Regions from separate parts of the Homo sapiens genome. Here region 2 is linked to region 1. Evidence: chromatin loops called from intact Hi-C (ENCODE). Cell type or tissue: Calu3. All regions are shown on one strand.

Region 1 (8,000 bases):
CTTTGAGATAGCAGCCGAACTCTCCACATCCTTTTAGCACCAACTAGTCATGCCACTTCTTTTCCTTCCTCCCCCACAACTCCACCCACACTCTCATAATCTTATGAATTTGATGAACCTGTATGTGTACCTCCAATGTCCAAGGCTGGAGAATTATGCTAATTTGCCTATCTAGGCAAATGAATGAAAGGACTGTTAAGTGAATGTGATGATAGAAAAAAACAAGGTTCTTCAAACAAAAAAATTGAAATGTTTGGAAGATAATGCAGGATCTGTCCTACCTAACATCAGGGAAAGCCTTATGCTCTGCCACTTATCACACTGTTATCTTGTTCATGTTCATCCCCCTTTCTAGGCCTGAGTTTCTTCATTTATAATAAAAGATAGTTGAGCTATAGAAGTTGTTTTTAAACATTTTGGCCAAACCTATAGTAAGAAATACAGTTTACATCACAACCCAGTATGCACATATACATACATCAAATCTAACACAAAAATTTTACAAAGCAATTCTTACCCTTACTATGTGTGATGTACCCTGATATTTTCTGTGCTGTTATTTTTACGTATTTTTAATTGCTAGTTGTGACCCAATAAATTGACTTCATAGCCTCATTAATGTTTCACAATCCACAGTCTGAAGAACACAACTGTGGGCATCTAATGGCTCCCTATAGTTCTAGCATTCTATCATTTTATGTTATGTCTTTATCTTCCTTTTAGAATAATAGTAACAATAGCTAGTAATTATTGAGCTCTTACTATGTGCCAGGTATTGTTTTAAGCACTTTGCCCATATGAACTAACTTAATTTTTTCAACAACTATGACTACTTTTATTAGTTCAATTTTAAAGATGAAGAAAATCAATGTGGCTTATAGCTGCACCAAATTTAGTGGACAACCAAAATACATTTCATAATGTATTTAAGGTGTTTTGAATATCTTAGAACATTCCATTTTATAAAATTCTGTTTTGCCTACTTTTACCATTTTAAACCCTGGAAGGCACTGTAATAAACCTTCCAGATCTGAGAGGAGAAAAAGATCAATAACCTTAATAATACTCATTACTGGCTTTGAAGGTCATATCCTTTACTTTTTCTATTATTGTGAAATTGATCCTAAAACAGGTGCTTAGTAACGCCAAATCAGAGAGCATTCATACTTTCACAGGTGTGACCACTACTCAAGTAGGCAAATTAATTCTTGGGGAGCTGCACACTATCAGCAGATTGTCAGTAGAGCAATATAAGTCTCCAAATGTGTGCCCACAGTCACCATACATCGTTGTTAGTAGTAGTGTAAAACTAAACATTAGTGCTATTTCTTCCCAATTCCAGTAATTATCCAAATACTAAGCACCACTGCTAATATCCATCTTTCATGAATTAGCTGGAAGGACACAGAATGTGATGAGACAATACTATTAGTCATAAATTTCACTGAGCATATATAGTTTAGGGGCTGCTGATGGAATAGATTTGAAATATTTCAAACACATTCTCCTTTGATAAACAACAGAGATAGTCGACATTTAATGACCCCTACAGTAAATGCAATACAAATCCATAATTTCATTTATTCATTCAACAAAACTATTGAGTACCTACTATATGCTAGATACTTATTTTGCCACTGGAGATTCTGCAGTTTACATAACAAAGTACCTACACTCAGGCAACTTATTTTATGTTTGGTAAATTTGGATTTTTGTATATTGCATTTGTTTGTTTATGGAAAGCCACACTTGTATATTCCCTTTGGTAGAGAGGCACTGGGAATTATATGTTTTACTTATTTAAAATATTTGAGTGCCTTTTATGCATAGCAGTAGTGAAAGAACAAATCAGTTTCTGCTTTCGAAAAGTTTAAGATCTAGTTAATGCAGATCATAATCGGGTGTTCCAACTTGTAGCGACTTTGCTACCCCAGGGGACATTTGGCAATGTCTGGAGATATTTCTGGTTCTCACAACTGGAGGGGGAGGTGCTACAGGTATCTAATGGGTAGAGGCCAGAGATGCTGCTAAGCATCCTACAGTGCACAAGACAGCCCACAACAAAAAACTTTCTGGCCCAAAGAATCAAGAGTGCCCATGTTGAGAAACTCTGAGTTACGCATACATTAAGTTTTTTTTTTTTAACTGCAAGTATTAGATGATAAGTATCAAATGAGTGATACAAGGTGATACAGAGAAGAGAAAGATTATCCTAGACTGAATTGGTGAGGGGAGGCATCATGAAGGAAGTGGGGTTCAAGACTAAGTGTCATGTCACTCCTTTGCTCATAATAGAAGAAACCCTGCTACCTCTCTGACCTCACCTCCTACCACTCTCCCCCTCGCCCCTCCACTGCGGCTGATTGGCTTATGCATTTCCTTGAAAATATCAAGTATGCTTCTGTCTCATGGAATTTATTCTTCTTGTTTTCTCTGATTCAAGTGCCATTCCCCTAGATATCCACATAGCTCACTTCCTCACTTCCTGCACATCTCTGTTCTGTTCAGTCTCTTACTAGAGAACCTTTCTGTAATCATACTTTTTATAAAATATTAACTCCTGTTCCCTCCACTTTATTTCCCCTTACTATGTTTTTTGGTCTCCCTAGCAAGGCTATACCCTGCCCAGACCAGACACTCAAGAAATCTGTATAGAATGAGTAAATTAGTTAAGTATTAATAACGGCAGGGCTCTTTAGCCCAAGCAATGAGAAGAAACTTGAGGGAAGGACCCTGACTACAGTTATCCCCAGTGGCCTAAAACAGTGCCTACCTCATATAGAGACTTCATAAATAGTGAATAAAGAATGATAAAATAGAGAGCCAAAGGAAATTAGTATAAACAAAATCAGCTCATAACCATCTTAAAAAGTATTCTTAGAACAATTACTCCCTTCTATGTATACTGGATCTAAGTACATCTATTAAATATTTTATCCTTAATTTTTACTATTCTTATCAGCTTTTTCACTTTACATTCGTTCCTGATATATGCCTTGCATTAAACAAACAAACATTAAACAAAGTTTCTGAAATCTCTACCCTAGATGTATATTAGGCCAGGTATTATATTAAAACTAGCTGCATTTTAAGAAGTCTAATCTAAAGGCAGCCCTTTACAAGCCAGTTCTAGTTTTCTATTTTCATTTGCACTTAAACACTAATTCACCCACCCTACACTCAGGGAGCCACTACAGATAATTATGCTAATGCTAATCGCAATAGCAGCTAATGTTTACTGAGGACTTTTTGTGCTAGAGTCTGTCCTGGAGGCTCTGCATAAATTATCTGGTTTTGTTCATACTACAGGAAACCCATGTTATAACATTAACATATGTTAACCAACTCTAAATTACTTTCTGTTCCTGGCCCAAAGCCCAAACCCCCAAATCCCTGAGCTTTGACTCTGCACCCTGATTCTTGCCACTTTCTCTTTTCCCTTGCCTCTAGGCATCCTCCTTTCCAGGGGACCACAAGCGCTCTCCCCCTCCCTCTTTGAGAACCATGACAACCACCGATTCCCCCTCCCCTTCCCCTGTCATCCCTCCCCCAGACGGCAACCCGGCGGGCACAAGGTCGGACGACCTGCTACGTAACTCGCGCGTGTGACTGCCTAGTAACAGTGTCTCGAGTCGGAAGCGCTCGGAGCGAGGGGCGGGGTGGGAGAGCTGGCGCGCGCACGCGTAAAGTCTTTGCAGCCTCGCTACGGGGCGGAGTCTTGCCTGTCAGCAGGGGCAGAGTAGCGATCGTCGCCAAAGCGCGCGGTTTTATTTCTCTCCGCTTTGGACGGGGCAAACTAGCTTTTGGGAGTGAAGCGGGTACGCAGTTATCCAACAATGTCTGGTGAGTCAGGACAGCCTGAGGCTGGTCCCTCACATGCAGGGCTAGATTGGCCGAACCCTGAGAGGAATCGGGCTGGGGTCCCGGGAGGGGTGATCCGAAGAGCTGGTTCCCAAGGGCCCAGGTCCTGGATCCAAAAGGTTCTTGAGCAGATTATGGACTCACCTCGCCAGTGTGTCACCCCCTCGGAGGTGGTGCCTGTAACTGTGCTGGCCGTCCAGAGGTACCTGTTAGAGGATGAGCCACGCGACACGGTGCCCAAGCCTCCCCTTTATTGCTATGATGTGACGATCTCAGATGGGGTGTACCAGGAGAAGTGCTACCTGGACCCCAGCTTGAACTCTCTCGTATATCAAAATATTCTTAAAGTTGGCATTCAAATGAGAATTTCCAGGGTCTCATGTCTTTACAATGAGAAAAGGATAGGCCAGGGGATCCTGTGCATAGATAACGTCCACTGTGGGGAGACTTCAGACAGTATTTCTTTAGAAACTCCCTTCAGAAATAGAGCGCACCAGGAGAAACCAGAGAGGCCTTTAAGAGGCGGGAAGAGTCATTACCTGGCGCTGTGGAATAACGAAGATCCCTATGGAGATATCTGGTTAACAGACAAGCAACCTGAGGAACACAACTTTAGCGGTAAGTGTTTGGAAAGAACGGCAGAGGGTTTTAAAAAAAATAGTTTTCAGGAGCTTGCGTGAACGGGAAAGGAAATGAAAATGCTTTTGTATTGTTAATTACAAGCCAGGAGTGGTAGGTAGACAAGTTTTCTTAAATGACCAAGGGATGCTCAATGAAATTTGCACAGCCAGTGGTTTTTGTTGGTGTTTTTTGTTTGTTTGTTTCTTTGATTGCAAAAGTGGCCAATTCAGGAAGTGTGTTTGACTACATCTTAAAATTCAGTCTGGCAAACGTACTGATGTGGGAGTCAGTATTCCTCATACGTTCGTTACATGTTTGATTGTGGTGGAATTAATCTTAGTTTTATTCCCAATCCAGTTGTGGAAATAGTACGTTGTGTCGGTTGAAGAGCTTATAGATTTGAATTTAGCATAAAGGTTGTAAAAATTTGCGGGTTTGCATGTTTTAATCTTCATTCAAAAAGGATGCTCCGTGATGTATTCCTTAATACTTTACATTGATTGAAACGCCGTGTAACAGTTATGTAAATATCACCTTTTAACGGTGTGATTTTTATGGGAAGGCTTGACATTCTCATTTTCTTGTTTCTTATTACTCACCACAAAGAGTACTGATCTGGGAACTTCAATTTTTCTGTATCAGAAGTAGGAAGTTAGCTTGAAAACACTAGCTTGCCATCAGCAACTGCTCTAAAATACGTTTTTTTTCTCTAACAGATGAAATTAAGGGGAATGATAGTACTGTAGGCATGAACACGTTTGAAATGGGGAAAGAAATAAAATGCAAAAAATAAAATAAGAGAAAGTACTGGAAGGAGAAAGACTATAATTTTCTACATTACTGCTTTTCAGTCCCTTTTACAATGTTGTCACAATGCTAAATCACGGATAATCTTACTGTGACGTGTAAGAGCAACAAACTTGAAAGTAAAAGAATAACTAGCTCAAAAACCATGCAATTATAGTCACATCCAGTTGTAAGGAAAAAAGATGTTATAGAAATGTGTAGGTAAGGATATTTTAAATAACTAAATTTTAAAAAGCAAGATAGCTATTTCAGGGATGAAAAAATGGAGTGATTTTATCTCAAGTGTGAAATAAGGCAGTAGTGCATTACTACTCTAAATGTTGATCACTTTAATTTTTAGAATTGAATATGTAAATGAAAAACTGGTGCCCTACAAGAAAAGTTGAGGGGATTAATACTTTGTAAAATGTATTTTGTCGTAATATCTATTCATTCATTAAAACCATATTTATAATACAAAAGGCAATGTCTGTATGCCAAAATAAAACCCAATCTGTATATTTGAAAGTATATTGTGTTAGAAATATACCACCAAAGTATAGTAAAATGTTAGTGATAAAATCTAGGAAGTGGGCATATTGATGTTCACTGTAAAATTTATTCAGTTTTGCTATATGTTTCAAATTGTTAATAATAAAATATTAGGGAGAAGTGAAAGACCTCTTTCACCTTCCCTAGTGCCTTCACCTTTCTTCTAAAAATCTCAAATTGTCAGCAGTTTGTTGTGTATTTTTTTAAAAAAAAGGAATTAATGTCGCATTGTGTGATTTGCTATTTCCACTGAACACATCTCAGGCATCTTTCATGTACATCTGTACATACAATATTCCATAGCATGGGTGTGCCATAATTTCTATAATCATGCCCATGTGAATAGGTAATTTGTAGTTTTAGGCACTTATTAGTGTTTTAGTATTACATACAATGATAAGCATCATTAGAATGTACACATATTTTTGTTTACTATGTTCAAGCATTGCTGTTGAACGGCTTCCTCTGGCGAAATTGCTGGCTTAAAAGGTATTTAATTTTTTTAATTTTGTGGATATAGACAGATCATCTTCTGAAAAGGTTGTACTAATTTACATTTACCAACATACATATGAGAATGCCCATTTCCCCATATCTTACTATTTTTAAATACATCTTTTGACATTTTTCTAATTAATTTATAGGATTCCTTTGCTAATGGGTATTAAAATTTTGTCTGCTATATACTGCAAATTATTTTCTTTCATTCTGTTCTTTTTCTCTTAACTTTGTTTATGGCACACGTTTGTGCTTTTGAAACTTTTCATTAAAGTTTACCTTGTACACAGTAAAAAAAAAAGGTTTTAAAAATACAGCTTGATAAATTTTCACGTACATATACCTGTGTAACCATCACCCCCCTCCCTTTAAGATATAGAACATTTCTGTATCTTGTTACCCCAAAAGTCTCCCTCATGCCTCCTCCTGGTCAGTACCCTATCTGAAGGGTAACACATATTGTAACCTCAAATATAGCTTTTAAAAATAGAAGTTAGCCTGTGCCACACCCTCCTGCCTAAATCTCTCAGGTGGCTCCCATTGCATTTAGGCAGCAACCCAAACTCTACCGGGGTCTGGAAGGCAGGCCGTACTGCGGAGGATGGCGAACTTTCAGTAAAGAGCCAAACAGTAAATCTTTTTGTCTTTCCAGACATGATCTCTGTCACAACCATTCACTTTTGCCATTGTATATGGAAAGCAGCCACAAGCGGTATGTAAATGAATGGGTCTGGCCGTGTTGCAATAGAACTTCATTTACAAAAACAAGCAACAGGCAAGATTTGGCTTGTGGGCTGTATAATTTGCTGACCCCTGCCCTACAGAATCCCTTACTCACCTCTCGAATCTCTAACCCCCCTCCTCCACCATTTTGTTCTAGCAACCAGCCTTCTTTTTGATCCTCAAACCTCCAGTCTTTTTCCTGCACTTGCTTTTTCCTCTTTCTGGAAAGTTTCTTCCCATCTTCCAGTTTCAGCTCAAATAAAAACATTTTAAAAGTGCCTTTTAAATAAATATTTCCTCCCCCATTTATTCTTATTATACCACCTTGCAAATGATCTTCATAGAATCATAGCATTCTGAAATTATTTTCTTTAGCTGTTTTTCTTTCCTCTCTTACATTTTTATAAGATCCACAACTCTTTTTTTTTTTCATTTCTGTGGGCCATATCTTACAGCTAGAACAATGACTGGCACATAGTAGGCATTCAGTATTTGTTGAATAAAAGAATGAATGAAATAAATTGATGTTTTTACTAATGTTGAGCCACTTTTGAATTCCCACTTGGTCACGATTATTTTTACATCTGTCTAAGTGAATTTGGTCTACAGATTTGGTTTTTATTTTTGTTTTTTGCAGGGAGAGTACTTTTTCAATGCAATTTTTATATGGCGTTAATATTAGCCTAGTGGAATGAGTTGGAAAGCTTGCCCGTCTTTCTGTACTTACAGAAATTATATGTTCCTTAAAGACTTAGTAAAATTCCTCTCTAAAACTATCTGAACCTGTTGTCTTGGGCCTGGATTGGGGGTTGTGGGGGGATGCCTCTTTTTCAATTTCTTTTAGAAAAAGTGATTAAACCAATAATGCTTTTTCAAGAGCCCATTTCTGAGAGTTGGTAATTCACTAGGAAAACTCATTTCACCTAGATCTCAAAGTTGTACGTAGTAATCTATGTTTT
Region 2 (8,000 bases), 120 kb after region 1:
CTTTAGGTACGGAGGGTAGACTGAATTTTAACAGGAAAAAGATCTTTTGGTCCTCCTATGTTTGTTGTACTTTTCTCAAATAACTGCTTCTCCCTCCTGCTACCAATCTTTTTCCGTTCACAGAGGACCTTGGAATAGTATGTTTGTACTACTTAATCACCACCCAATCCCTTCTCAACCATTTTATATTTAAGTTTTATTCTACTTTTTCTAGAATGTTGACTTTGAAAATAAATCTTTTTTTAATAGAGAAGTTCAAAAGGGATTGGCCAGTGATGATTAACCAATGTAAAATACTATTCCCAAAGCCATTTTCAGATGTAGCCTTCTTGGTACCTCTGCAGGACTGTATTTGACACTGTTGACTGCCTCTTTAAAACTATCCCAAGTAGTGTCTTCCTTCCTTGCCTCTCTTTTGTTTCATTACTATTTTATTAATTCATGCATCTGACACTTCTCACTTGCATCCCAGACTCCTAGCACTCCTCCTCCAGTAAATAGATGCCACATCCTGTTGATTCTGGCACTTTAAACATTCTCACATATGTCTCCTTCTTCCTTGCTTTCAATACCCTGCTTTCAGTTCCTGTGTCTTCTCATGGGAAAAAATACTTAGCCTCTTGATTGGTCTCCTTGCCTCCAGTAGTTTTTTTCCTAGTATGCAGTTCTTCCTCCATGCCATCAGAACACAGCTCTGATCACATATATGCTATTACTTATAAATTTTGGACTACATTTATCAGCATGGCATATAAAACTCCTAGTAATCTGATCCCAAACTACATTCAAAGCTTTATATGTCTCTTCTTTCATGTTGGTCCCTAAACATTCTCTATTCTTTTCCACTAACATTCCTTTGCTTCTGCTATTGCCAACAGACCTGTTTTTCTTAGCTCTGCTAGTCAAAAATTTACACATCCTTCAAAATGCAACACAAATGCCTCCTCATCTTTGAAGCCTTTCTTAATTCTTTCTTTTCCTCTTCCCAGCACAGCCCACACCCAAAACAAAGTATAGTAATCTCTTTTTGTTCCAATAGCACTTCCTCTCTTATAGTACGTTCTGCATTTTGCTGGTAATTATTTGTTTACATATTTTACCTTCTACTGGATTATAATCATTTTAATGTTTTGTTAATCTTTGTAATCTCTATAGAAACCTTTGTACTATACATGCTCTAGAAATGCTTGCTGAATTGCCTTAAACACTCAAGAACTCTAATGCCAGAAGGGTCACAAGATTCACTAGAAAAGTATCTAGTGGATCGGAATTCAATTCATCGAGCATTTATCAAAGGTCTGCTGTCTGATAGATACTGTGCTTCTTGCCTGAGTATACAAAATAATTAAGGTAAAGTCCCTGCCCTCTTAAGCAATGTAGAGCCTGGTAGAAGGAAGAAGAGCATACAGGAATAGAGTGTACACATACTTCAAGATTGCTGGCTAACTTCTATGGTGATTAGCCTGGTTTTATGGATTTTTAATGGCAAAATGCCCTAGGTAACAAGAAAATAATGACAAATGACTTTTCATATTGAGTTTTCCCTGTGCTGGGGTGTTTTATTTTTTTGATCTTTTAAAAACTACACCAGCATTATATTTATGTCTCCAATTAAAATGCTTCCATTGAACATGTTGGTGAATGTGAAATTTCATAAAGTAAAAATCTTTTTTAAAAAAAGGAAAATAGAGTCAGCCCCCTATATCTATGTCCACATCTATGGATTCAACCAACTGAGGAGGAACAATATTTGGGGGAAAAGAAGCATCTGCACTGAATATGTACAGACCTCATTTTCTTGTCATTATCCCCTAAATGATACAGTATAACAACTATTTACATAGCATTTACATCATATTAGGTATTATAAATAATCTAGAGATTATTTAAAATATACAGGAAGATGTGCACTGGTTATATGCACACATTGAACCATTTTATATAAGGAAATTGAGCATCTGTGGATTTTGGTATCATTGGGAGGTCCTGAAACCAATCCCCCATGGATACTGAGGGATGACTATATAGCTTGATCAGTGAATTGTTTTCTAAGCACATAAATAACTTTTCCCCCCTCAGTCCCTGGAAGATATGTGTTTTCAATACAGAATGCCACATTTTAACTCTGTTCACACTCAAATGGACAGAAAAGAGGAGAGTACTAAAGACATTTTCTAAGTAATTTTCTGATTATAAAATTAACTGTTATAGAAAACTTGAAAAATACAGAAAAGTGTAAAACTAAAATACCCATAATTCTACAACACAGATGACACCATTAATATTCCTTCTTACCTTGATTTCTGTACATAGGCATAACTTTGTATTCTACTTTTGTAATAGTTAATTTTTTATAAATATTAATGTAGTAATAAAATACAGAAAAAAATGAAAAAAGATATACAAATCTGTTTTAGCATTGGGGGGATTAGTCATTTTATTCTTTTTTATTTATTTATTTTTTTTGAGACAGAGTCTCGCTTTGTCACCCAGGCTGGAGTACCATGGCGTGGTCTCAGCTCACTGAAACCTCCTCTTCCCGGGTTCAAGTGATTCTCATGCCTCAGCCTCTCGAGTAGCTGGGATTACAGGCCTGTGCTAACACACCCGGCTAATTGTTATAGTTTTAGCAGAGACAGGGTTTCACCATGTTGGCCAGGCTGGTCTCTAACGCCTGACCTCAAGTTATCTGCCTGCTTTAGCCTCCCAAAGTGCTGGAATTACAGGCGTGAGCCACAGTGCCCAGCTTATCATTTTATTCTTTTGCTCTGTATATAGATATATTATTTAAAGAATTATATACTATATATACTAGTTTTGTATACTGCTTTCTATTGTAAGAATTTCTCCATGTATCTAGAAATAGAAGATGGTCCTCTTGTAGTTGAAGGTTGTGGTCATTGACTGAGAGTTGGGGATTGAGCCTCTCTTTCTTTAGCTACCAGAAAGGAAGTGAAAAAATGGAGATGGGGAGGGTTGTGAATTGGGGCATTTAAATAAAAAATATGCTTCACCGAGGTTTACATTGAAATATACTTACTAGCCTTAAACATGGTCTGATCTAACCCATATGCATTGCCTATTGTGGCCTTGGTATTTCTTAGGGTTTGATCACCACTTGTGCTTCAGTTCATTTTCTCCCCCAATATTCCCATAGGTAATGCCTTTTTATTTTTCTTTTTTTATGTCTTCTTCACAATTGAGGTTTGCACCTGGTTTCCCTGTTGCTTTTAAGTAGCTTTTCTATTATAATGATGGCTACTGAACTATAAACTATTGTTGGTGTTTACCCCAAAGTTTATTTGATAAGGCACCATAGGTATTTCCTGGGAATAAATAATTTTTGTATATGTAAGTTCTATCGAAGTATAATATACATCCCAAAAAGGTACATAAATCATTGATTTAGCTCAGCGAAATTTCACAATTGAGCACACCTGTGTGACCAGCGCCCTGCTCAAGGAATAAAATAGTACCAAACTCCAGAAGAGCACCTCACGCTCCAATATGAAGAATTTTTGATGTAGCACAATTATCAATTTTGTTTCCTGAGGGAATGCCCTCTTGCAGCATGTGGTAGGAGCCCAGTCACCCACAGAAATATTCTCCTCTTCACTGCACTGGGGTTATTTTATGGTGGTGATCCTCAGCTACATACCGTAGGGAGTTATTACCAAGCACAGAGTATATGCACCTTTCCAAGCCAGTTCAGAATTGCCACACTTTGCTGTACACCACCACCTTGGAGCCCTATGGGCAAAGTGGAACACAAGGGCTCTTTGTTGTGTTATTTCCTGTTCTGTCCTTTTCTTTTTCAGCTGTGTGTATGTCCTTCCATGCACCATAGCACGTAGTTACTGCTTGAATTTACCGATAGTCTTAGTGCAATATTGATTTATTTATTAAGGAAAGTTTGGTGATTCATGCTGACCTCTGGGAAACTGGACTTGATGAAGGTTGTTAGCTCCAGAATCTGCTCATGAATTACTTGCTTTTAATACTTGAATGACCAAGTTGGTACAAATCAGTAATTCTGAGTTAACCCTATTCATTTTGACCTTTTTTGAAAGAAGATAGTCCTTGAGCTCAATAGTTGATATATGTTTCTCTTTAAATGTTAACTTGTCATTTCAGACAAAATGTTGAAATAGCTTAGTTAAATACTGCCTGCAACTAAAAGCGTCTTAGCTTTTAAAAAGAAAATGCACCATAATGTTAATATTGTTGGTGAAATTATAGGAGAAAGTATTTGTTCTCTTCATTATTATTTTTCTATATTTTCTGACTTTCTTATAATGAATGTTTTACTTTTATAATCAGAAAAATTCGTAGTTTTAAAGAACCCAAAATACTCCAAAATTATTGATAGATCCTAAAGAAAGCATTACTAATGTGACTATAGTGACAACAGGAACAAAGCATATCTGCTCATAGAAATGATTTACAAACTATTATGAGAATTTAAGAATTGCTTTGGCCTTTTGAATATAGCTATCTAATCCATATGATAGTTGGTGTTACCTTTTATTGTTAACACTGGTTTCTTCATGTGCCTTGACGACTAAAAGAATTTTCAGGACTGACTTTTCCTATTTTAATATGGAATCTTTCTCTTCTCTTTACCCATTGTATCACTAGCTTTTTTTACCCTCCCCCCAACACACACACACATAAAAAAATGCACATTCCATGCCTTTCTTTGTATTTTTGTTTTTTTTTCCCGTAAGAGGCCTGCTTACCCTCATTAGCCCCCTTCAGTATCCATTCTACTCAATACTGTTAAGATTAGTGCTAATAGCTCAATATGAAGAATTCAATATATTGGTAATTTTCATCCATGAGACACTGACTTCATCTAATGGTGATAGATTTTGTCATTCTAGAAAATAGGAGGAAATTGTATTAGATTAAGGGCAGAAGGGAATCGTGATATTCTTATTTTACACTTTATTAATGATAGAACACACAAGCTCATTTAAATTGAGTTACTTGTTTTTAAAATGAGCATTTCCCTTGGGATTTTATTCAGCTATATAAAATTCCACTAGTTGGTGGTTTATACAAGAAACTGTCAAGTTCCAAGGTTGCTTTGGTACCACTTATTTTCCTCTTAGAATGTATTTTGTGTCATACTTTTCTACCCTCCTCTGTCTTTCATAACATGATTAATTTTACCTTAGGTAATCTTACACATACATACACACCCCTCTTAGAGCTTCTTTTTCCTTTTCAAAAATTTTGTGCTTCCTTCTATGTGATTCCACTTCTTTTGATGTAGTAGTAAACATTATAGCAAACCAGTACTCTCAAAATCTAATGACCTTGAAGGTGTCCATAACTTACTCCCATAAATTCTATAAAAACCACCCATTAACCATGTAATCCTCCTGATTAAATACACATTTCCTTCATGTACCAGTATTCATGATAAATTTGATGTGCCTTTGTTTTACTTTAGATATTGCAGTGATACTGCTTTCTGAAAAGTTTTATTACAAATATGGGTTAAATAATAATTTATATTTGCTTTGCAGTTTTTTGTCCTCAAAGCACTTTCATATGTAATAATCTTTGAGCTCATTTGAGAACCCAGTGTTTAGCAACATTACTGTGGGAAAATATGTTGTCTCTACTTCCAAAGAACTGGTTTACAAATGAACTTTTAAAACATAACCTACTAGTGTTTCTATTGTGGCTGTTCATTATGATAGCCCCATCGAGTATGGATTATTATATTATTCCCAACCATGCTGGTTTAGGGAGTTTTAATTCAGTTTCTGTGTCATGTTGACCAAAGTTCTGTCTCACCTTTTCCATGTACTTCACCTTAAAGACTACATTTTGTTTTCTTAATCTTTGAGGATCTCAGATGTTGGCTTATCTTAAGAGCATTTGTAATGTCCCTAAAAGTCTTAAGAATGTATCTTAACTTGATTTGTGGCTTAGTTAGTCATCAGTAGATTTTCTTTTTTTATTATTATTATTATAATACTTTAAGTTTTAGGGTACATGTGCACAATATGCAGGTTAGTTACATATGTATACATGTGCCATGCTGGTGTGCTGCTAGATTTTCAAGTACAGTTGTCCATTGGTGTCTGTGGAGGATTGGTTCCATGACCTCCCGCATATACTAAAATCCACAGATGCTCAAGTCCCTGATATAAAATGGCATAGTATTTGTATATAATATATGCATCTCCTCCTATGTGCTTTAAATCATCTCTAAAATACTTATAATACCTAATACAATGTAAATGCTATGTAAATAGTTGTTAATAGCATTGTTTAGGGAATAATGACAAGAGAAGAAAGTCTGTACATGTTCAGTACAGGCACTTTTTTTCCCAAACATTTTTGATCCTTGGTTAGTTGACTCCATGGATGCAGAACTCATGGATATGGAGGGCTGACTATACATCTCTTATCTTCGAAGATTTCAACAGTCACTTGGATGAAAGCTAGAAAAAATGTGATTATACTGAGTGAGGGTTTCATTCATAGAACCATGGGCAATCTATATTGAACACAATTCCAAAATACTTTCATAGGTGTGTTTCAATCAAATTCTTTCATCACCAGTTCATTTTGGCAAAAGGGCAGGATATGTAAGAAAGACTGAAACTGGATGGTGTGAAATCACCAATTACCTCCCTTGGCACAAACCATAACTGCCATTATTTTTGCTGCTCCTCTATGGCTGATGCTTTTTGGTTGAACTGGCTAGTAAGACAAAAGAATTGACTTACTTTGAGTAATGTAATTAAAGGCCAACAGATCATCATTTGATGGTAAGGAAAGCTATTTGATTGCTCTGTTTTTATTTCAACCTATTGTACCAAGGTGAATGTGTTCCATTTGAAATTGGGGGACAGCATATTGCAATGGAAGCAGGTGTCCTTGAGTCAGACAGCTTGATTTGAATTCCAGCTCTACCAATTAATAAATATGTGATCTTGGGCAAGTTGTTAACCTAGACCTTATTTATCTTGTTCATCAAAAGGGGGATAATAATACCTACATTTTCCATGATATTATAAATCAAGTGTTTGGCAGGTAGTGAGCATTTAGTAAATGCTAGTTCTCTTGAACCTTTGCTAATAATTTCATTACTACTAAACATAATACTTCTCCATTGGTTATTATAGATATTTACTACCACACTTTGAAATATGTAATTGTTTCATATGTAGAAGCAGAAAAAACGGAACATCCATATTGCAATTTTTCTGGGCAGTTCCTGAAAAATGCAGGAAGAAATCACATAATCAAGAAACTGAAACGACTATATTATCTTCCTTCTCCCTGGTGTATTTCCATTTTAAGCAAAAGCAAAACCTTAAAATCAAGATATTAAGCTCTAACAATGGAAATGGCTATGACCCTTTTGCTGGCACAGTGGTTAAGAAGAGGGGACTTAGGAATCAAATGGATTTGGTATGAGTCCCAACTCTATCATGTAAAACTTTGTGACCTTAACCAAATTAATCTAAGACTCAGTTTCTTCTCCCATAGAATGGGTAATATAATTGTCTCTATGTCATAGGGTTATTGTGAGGTGTAAATTAAATAATATATGTACAGTGCTCAGTGCACATCCTGGTTTATTAAAGGATAGCTTGACCATCTCCTTACCCTCATCTATAGCCCAGCTTTGGAGATTGGCAGTGTATATCACTGCAGGGCTTCTTAGAGCCTCTAATATGCAAAAGAAACCCTGTTTGACTTTGTTCAATGCATTATTTTCTGAATTTATCTGCAGAGTCCTTTTTGTCTTTCCAAATACTTAACATCCGAAATACGATTTGGGTAGCACTGATTATCAGACACTTAACAATTTCTCTCTTCTATTCTCTTCTCTTCTCTTCCTTCCTTCCTTTTTTCCTTCCTTCCTTCCTTCCTTCTTTCTTTCTGACTTTTTTTTTGAGACGCAGTCTTGCTCTGTCACCCAGGCTGGAGTGCAGTGGTGCAATATGGGCTCACTTCAACCTCTACATCCC

What was found. A loop is a pair of places that touch in the nucleus more often than their neighbours do. Peaks named below come from ENCODE experiments on the same cell type or tissue, not always from the same donor. Only the 100,000 strongest peaks of a DNase experiment are listed, where the experiment ranks them.
Region 2: it touches region 1 in a loop (3-fold over the local background); 4 of 110 quality-filtered maps call a loop at or near these places.

Annotation. Positions count from the first base shown.
Region 1 is chrX:106,608,245-106,616,244 of GRCh38, forward strand. RADX (RPA1 related single stranded DNA binding protein, X-linked) reads left to right here and starts at 3,734. Exons shown (of 14, transcript NM_018015.6): 1 at 3,734-4,479. The coding sequence starts at 3,837. RefSeq lists enhancers at 3,729-3,918, 3,959-4,298. In Calu3, no CTCF peak of the experiment used is centred here; a DNase peak (open chromatin) is centred at 3,667.
Region 2 is chrX:106,731,253-106,739,252 of GRCh38, forward strand. All of the region lies in intron 1 of RNF128 (ring finger protein 128), which reads left to right. Among named protein-coding and RNA genes, the nearest start is that of RNF128, 8.6 kb to the left of the region's middle. In Calu3, no CTCF peak of the experiment used is centred here; a DNase peak (open chromatin) is centred at 3,729.